Linked DNA regions of Homo sapiens: region 2 is linked to region 1. A link is a contact called in ENCODE Hi-C data. All regions are on one chromosome and are shown on one strand. The core of a region is the stretch at or near the end of the contact, and the rest is flanking DNA. Distances in the headings are between cores, read along the strand shown. Region 1 holds the start of KLF13 (KLF transcription factor 13). Region 2 holds the start of RASGRP1 (RAS guanyl releasing protein 1).

Region 1 (3,349 bases), core at 142-2,641:
GGGGAGGAAACGAGGAGGGACCCCGGAGAGCGTCCCCTGCCCCCGCTCCGGGCGCCCCACCGTCACGAGTGCCGCCTGCGGTCCACACCCAGGCCGCCCGCACCTGCCCGCGCCGCCTCCCGGCCGGGAGGGGTCCCCGCCCCCAGCCCAGATGACTATATCCGCCCCCGCGGCCCCACCCGAGCGCGCCCGGGGAGGGGGCGTGCCCGGCGGGGGCGCGGTCGCCTGGCGGGCGCCGGCTCCGAGAGCCAAGACCCGCCTCGCGCGACGCGCGGGGCCAGCCGCGGGTCGGAGCGGCAGGGGAAGGGGCGAGGCCCCGGGCGTTCCGGCCCGCCCGGCCCCCACCTCGCGCCCCATCGGGGACTCCGGGGGCGTGGTCGGGCAGCTCGCGCCGACCCCGTCCGCGCGATCCGGGCGCCCGCGCCGCCCCACTGACCTGTGTGAGTTCTCAGGTGCGCCTTGAGGTGCGAAGATTTCCCGTAAACTTTCTCGCAGCCCGCGTAGTGGCACTTGTGCTTCCTCTGCGGGGACTCGAGGTCGGCGCGACTTCGGCCCCGCCGGACCCTTTGTCTGAGGCCGGGCTCGCCGCTCCCCGCGGGCCCCGGCTCCCGCTCGGGCTCCAGCCCCGCCTCGGGCTCCGGCTCGCTCCACGCCGGGCTGGGGGGCGCGGCCGCCGCGCCTTCGGCGCCGGGGGAGGTGGGCTCGGGGGCGGGCGGCGGCAGGCGGCAGGGGGTCCTCGCCTTCCGGGCCGCGGCGCCCTCCCTGCGCTCCGCCGGGGCGGGCGCCGGCGCTTGCTGGTTGAGGTCCGCTAGGATCCGCGCCACCACGAAGAGCGAGGCGCTGTCCTTACCGTCGCGGCGCTCCTCGACGCGGGGCAGCGTGGGGGTGGCGGCCACGGCCGCGCCCTCGGGCCGGGACTCCGGCCCCTCCCGCGGCCCGTGCACGACCGCGCGGCTCGACATGGACACGAGGCACTCGGCGGCGAAGTGGTCCACATAGGCGGCGGCTGCCATGCTGCGGGCTGGGGCCGGCGGCGGTGCTCTTGCTGCGAGTCGTCAGCCGCGCATCCGCACCCACGGCCTCGGGAGAGCGGGCGGGGGGCGGGGGCGCGGCGCGCCCTCTCCTCGGGCTGGGCTGGGCTGGGCTGGGCGCGCAGCCGCCTGTGCCGTCACCCGCGCGGCTCCGCGTCTGCGAGGCGCCGGCCCGGCCGGGCACCGAAGAGTGAGCGCATGGGGCGCGCGGGCGACTGGGGTCCCCGCGCGGCGTCAGGGGCGGCCGGTTCTAAGGATGCCGAGCGGCAACGTTAGGGACCACCTCGCCAAGTCGCGGCCGCAGCTTCGCCGCGCATTGTGGCAGGCGGGACAGCTGCCGTGCGCGCCGCGGCTCCGTGTGGGCGGCCCGGCCCCGGGGGTGGGCGGGGCCGGGGCCACATCTGGACCCGACGTCAGCCCCCAGCCACATCCTGGCGGCGCAGGTTACAGGCGGCGGCGGCTGCGGGGAGCTGCGCGCGCGGAGGGGGCGGGGACCCCAGAGCGCGCACCGGCGGAACGGAGCGGTCGCGTGCCCGCGCCTGGGCAAGGGGGCGTGACCGAGGGCCGGGACAGACGCCATTGGTCCGTGAGTGCACGGCCAGGCCAATCCGAGCCGTTAGAGGGGCGTGCCCGGTCCCGGGCCCTGCGCGCGCCAGTGGGCGTGTCCCCTGGGCCGGTGGGAGGAGGGGCGGAAACTGGAGCGGGGCGCGCTGACGCATGACGTCCGGGGGCGGCGGGCCGGGTAGTCGCGGCGCGGAGCGGCTGCTTGTACCCCCCGCGGCGGGGACACAGCGAGCACTTCTCTGCCGGAGCTTTTATGTGGTGACAGCCTTGGCCCCCGGCATGGAGGGGAGCGGTTTCTGGAGGGCGCCATTTGTTCCTCCCGCGATGGGCGCCGGCGGGGAGGCGTGTCTGCCCGGCCGGGCGCGGGGCTGCCTAGGGGCGGAACGCACTCGCGCCGCGCCCTCCGCCGCCGGCTTGCCGGGTGGCCGCGCCTAGAGCCTCAGGCCGCTCGCCCTCCCCACGCCCCTGCCTTGCAGAGCTCCGGGAGTCCGGGCGGGGCAGCTCCCGCGGGAGGGACAGACTCGGGCTCGTTCCTGGGGTCCGGGGTGCGGCCGCGCTGCCCTTCAGCTCGGGTCAGCCCGAGCAGGACTGGCCTCGGCTGGCGGTGAGCCTGGCAGCCCGGGTGGCGCGCCCACCGCGGCCTGTGCCTCCAGAAGCGAACTACGTGCCAGGGCGGCCGGCGCCGCTGCTGAGGGAACGCGGGGCCCCTTCCTCCCCATCCCGCCGCAGGCCCGCTGCCAACTCTTCTAGGCTGCCCCTCTCCCACCGCGGTCGGGGGGGCTTCAAACGCCACCAGCTGCGAGGACCCCGCCCACCGCGCCCCACCCGCCCGCTGTCTGGGCCTCCCGGAGGAAATGCTCGGCTGCGCCCAGCCCGCGCCTCCCAGCCCGGGCTGGGCCACCTTGCCCTTGACTCTCACGGTAACCCCTACCCCAGCCCGCGGCCCCAGCCATTCTCCAGGCCTGGGCCGTCCTCGGAGACGCCGGTGAATAACTTCCCACCGCCGCGGAACCGGGCTCAGCAAACCCCCTACTGCCTCGCCCCGTTGCATTGTGCTTAATGGACGTTCGAAGGAGTCAGCCACCCTTGCTGTGTTCTGAGAGGAGCCTGGAGAATGAAGGAGCCCGGGCACTCACCCTCAGTGGACCCTCGCAGTGGGAGGGGGGTGTCATTCTTCTCTCAGAATTAAGGTTAATAGCCGAGTTCGAGTTCTCACCAAATTAATTTGGGGTTGGAGCTCAGTAAGACTGGTTTTCAGGTAACCGACGAGGGACCGAAACGGCCATTCTGGGTTGCGTGTTACGGTGAACAGCAAACTGCATGGATGTTTGAGCACCCTCAGTATCTGTAACTAAAACCCTGAAATGCGGTCTCGCTGATTGAGTTGCTACCCTCTGGGGAGACTAAAGGTGCTGGACTGGGTCTGGTCCCTTTAGGAGGGTCTGTGCTTGGTAGAAAGTAATCGTGTTTCTTCCAGGCAGATTGTGTTGATGACATTTAATAAGAGACGTGTGTCCTGACCAAGTAATGATTCGGAATGTTCCTCTATTCCCACCACATGTCACAATTAGTCACTTCTTAAGGAAGGAGTGGTCCTACACCAGCTTATCAGCCACCCATACCCTCCTGGCCCCTTTCCAGCCAGCAGAATTCTCCCCAATCTTCAAGGTGCCACGTCTCCCCACTGGGTCACCCCAGCCGGCATACACAATGGTAGGCCGTCTAGAGTCTGCACTATTCTAGTATTAGGCTAC
Region 2 (3,759 bases), core at 600-3,099, 7.2 Mb before region 1:
TAAGACAGGGACACAGAATATTATGTGGCAATTGAAAGTGTAAATATTATAGATTTAAGTAGGGTAAAGAGCTCATTCTGTAGTAGAGGGGTCAGTGAAAAGTAATTGTTCACCTGGTAATAAGAGAAGATCTCTGTGAACAAAGTCTAAGACTGCAAACTTAGGACTGTTGGGAGATAGTCAGATAGATTCATATATAGATACAAATCTTTACCATCCTCAGACATCCGCCAACTTGGTTGTTTAGGTTGTAGGGCTTACATGAGGAAGGGTGTATAATAGATAACTCTAAAAATGTTTGAGCCTTAGACCCAGTGAGTGAGAAAGAGTGTCATCATTTAATATTCTCCTGACATTCACCTGCCCCTTCTGCATCTGTGGCTGTGACTGAGGACTTGGTTCTTTATATCACCCAGTGTTCATGAGGATTCTCTGGAGAAATTTCTTGCTGGTCTCAGTATCAAGAAAGGGGGATCTTCTCTTGAGCAATTTTGTTTTTGGTCTTGCATGTGATAGGAATTGAACTTTAGACAAGGCCTCTCTTTAAACTTGACTGCTAGAAATGCAGGAGACAAATTTTGGTCCCACCTGTAGCAAGGGTATTTGACTCTATGAGATGCATTTATTTCAAATGATGTTCATTTTTGGCTCCATCTTGTGTGCCTCATTTTTCATTTCACACACTTCTTTTTGTAGGTTATGTGCTCTTGTAAGCTATCTCGAATTCTGTTTTAAGGACAAGGTAGCATATAAATATAAGGAAATATATAAATGAAACAGAGGAAGGCTTTAAAGTCCAGAACACTATGGCCAGGAAGACAACTATGACTGTGGCTAGAGTTATGGTCTGTGGCCGTGATAATGAGTGTGTTATTAGGGCAGTCCAGCAGTGATTACAGGGAGTCAGACAGACCTCAGTCCAAGTCAGAGGTCTCTCTGCTGTTTATTAGTTGTATGATCTAAGGCATAGCATTCTCTAAACCTTCATTTTCTCATCTTTACAACAGTGATCTCTTTGTATCAGGGAGAGTGGATTAAATGAGGTAATGTATAGAAAGCACTTAGCACAACCGCACTCAATCATTAGCTATTGAGATTATCAGCACTATCACCTGGACAAGCAGCGGATGGGCCGCCCCTCTTGGCCAGGTCTTCTGTGCGCACTGACGTTGTATGAAAGTTGTCCCCACATCTCCTACACCCACCGACGCCAGGCGGCCGCGTCTGGGCCAGATATGGATCACGCCTGTGGAGCGCACCTCCACACAGGCAGCCCTCGTCCAAGGTGCAGGGCGCAGGGCACAGGGCACATGTCTACGGCCCAGTCCTGCAGACGGCTACCTAGAGACCCCAGGGCACAGGTTAAGGCAACTTCACAACTGTCTTTCCGTTCCTTTCCCCTGCCGGACTCCGCGCTCTGATATATACAGGAGAGGCCCTGGAGGGGAGAAGGCGTCCTCACTGCAGTGCTCCGAGCAGCGGCCGCAGGAAGAGGCGTGGAAGCTGCGGGTCGGCTGCGGGAAAGGGGGTCCCATGGGAGCCGCTAGGCGCAGCCCGTTTCCCGAGCTGAGGTGGAGGTCGACGGGCACAGGTGCCCTGCAAGGCGCGGGCGTGGTAGCCGGGAGCCCGCTCCTCTCCAACTCCCCTGAGACTTAACCCTTTGGCCAAGAGAGGTCGAAGGCGGGCAGGGGTGAGAGAACCGCGCGAGGCGCAGGCCGGGGCACCCGCGGAAAGGGGGCAGGTTTCGGGGAAGAGCGGCGGGGCGCCGCACGTTTCCTGCAGCCGCCAGCATCAGCGTGTCAGGTGGTTGCCAGGCGGGTGTGAGCGCGCGCGCGAGGCAGAGGGGGCGCGCTCGCACAAAGTTTGTGCCTGCGGTGCACCTCGGTCGGGCTCGCCGGGCTCGAGGGCTGGCGGGCGCCGGGGCTACGAGGCCCGGGGGGGAGAGAGCCGGCAGGCGGCGGCGGTGGTGGCGGGGGCGATGCGCCGCGCCCGGCCGCGCTAGGTGAGCCGGCACCGGGAGCGCGGGCCGCGGCCATGGGCACCCTGGGCAAGGCGAGAGAGGCTCCGCGGTGAGTAGAGGCGGCCGTGGCCCTCGGGAGCGCCTGTGTCCTTTCTTGGGAAAGAGGCCCCTGCCCGTCGCCCCAACACCCCGAGGGAAGTTGAGGGCGGAGGGGGGCCGGGGTCGGCCGGAGTCCCGGGACACCAGCGCGACGGGCGGACGTGTCCAGAACGCCCGGCGCGCTGCGCCCGGGGTTTCGGGGAGGGAGCTGGGGCTGAGGGGTGGTAGAGGGGCGGCCGCGAGGCCAGAGCTCGTCCGGTGAGATCTGCTAGGGCCGAAGCTCTTCGCGGAGCCGGCGCCCGCCCGCCGACTTCCTCCCCCACATCTCCACGCCCGGCATCGGGACTCCCACTCGCGGACTTTCCGCGCTGCCCGCACCTGCTGGGGCGCTGGGCTCCGGCTGCGCCACCTGGTGGCCCCTCCCGGCCCTGCCCAGAACGGCCGAGGAGCTTGCAGGGAGCCCGCAGAGGTGGCACCCCTCGGTTGCCCCTGCCCCACGGAAGTTTCCAGATCCGTGGGTCAGGGAAACATATCGCCTTCCGTATGGGAAGCTGCACTCCTCTCCCCCTCACTATGATTCTATAGAGGGTCTTGGATAACAGAAGTTGAAGAAAGAGGGACAGTGAGTGAAAGGGCTCTTGGCCAGGCAGCTTTGAGTTTGTAGCCAAAGGACCAGAACTAGGCAACTGCATGAACAAAGGCCTGGCCTCGGCGTAGGGGCTGGACAAGTTGTGCACTTCACAACTCCATTCACATCGACACTGATGGGACTGTGCCTTGCACCACCATACCCAGTAGCGGCAGGAAGCTTGCGATGCTGGACTTCCCGTGCTTATAATCCCAGGAACGAAGGATTCTTGGCCCTGTATGCACGCCCTGCCTCTCCCCATCCAGGTATCCCCTGAGGGTCCACCACTGTACTTTGCACTAGATTCAGAAGGAGGAGTTCAGTACATTAAATTGAGTATTGTAAGGGGAAGAGGACGGGACTGGAAGGAATCCATACTAGAAGTCAAGAGAGTCACCTTCCACTGCAAAGAAAGTTGTGGAAGTTCCAGTTCCCTTGCTCCATTTCATCTCTTACTTTTCTAGGCGGATTTCATAAAAAGCTCAGCCTGAAACTGACCTCCACTGAGATACCTATGCCTGGAGAGGATTTCACCTAAACCAGTTTAGAGTTTTGACGGTCTCCTTCAGCAAACCTATGGGGCTTTGGTTACTTTTAGGCTTGGAAAACACCTTCAAGTTAATTTGTTTCTCTCGGGGTTTTGGTTTTTTCATTTACAGGAAAACATTTGGCTACTGTATTTTTTTAAAAAATATGCCTTTACAGACTCAGAGGCCATTCATTCTATGGATTGTTAAAACACCTTCGACCTGCCTATAATAGAGCATTTTATAAATCCTTGTCTACTCCCATTTCACCAGAAAAGGCAGAACGATTTGAGGATTTTTCACAAGGCAACCAGTTAAGAGACTGTACAGCAAGAAAGCCAGGTTTCCTAGTCTATGGTGCAGATAATCCCCATCTTCTTAGAACTCTGAGGCTGCACTTTGGCTTTTAGTACTTTCTCTTCTCCCTGTTCTCTCATGGCCTAGTCCTCTGAGTCTCTCTGGGCTCCATACTTCCCAGATTGCTTTTGTCACCCTTTCTTCCCTTTTACTACCCTATACTTTACCCTGATCCCTTCTAGTTCTGG

The links. Hi-C counts contacts between places; a loop is a spot of excess contacts on that map. Pooled maps may share reads with other maps.
Region 2: a loop to region 1 is called in a pooled map, with 6 times the contacts of the local background. The contact joins the promoter of RASGRP1 here to the promoter of KLF13 in region 1. A Hi-C loop is called at or near these places in 3 of 50 pooled maps.

Annotation. Positions count from the first base shown.
Region 1 is chr15:31,324,877-31,328,225 of GRCh38, reverse strand. It overlaps KLF13 (KLF transcription factor 13), which reads right to left and starts at 1,391. Exons shown (of 2, transcript NM_015995.4): 1 at 437-1,391. The coding sequence starts at 1,013. RefSeq lists an enhancer at 1,669-2,182 and a promoter at 1,210-2,266.
Region 2 is chr15:38,562,904-38,566,662 of GRCh38, reverse strand. It overlaps RASGRP1 (RAS guanyl releasing protein 1), which reads left to right and starts at 1,849. Exons shown (of 17, transcript NM_005739.4): 1 at 1,849-2,069. The coding sequence starts at 2,035. RefSeq lists enhancers at 1,243-1,432, 1,274-1,785 and silencers at 1,643-1,692, 1,853-2,092, 2,123-2,342, 2,353-2,552.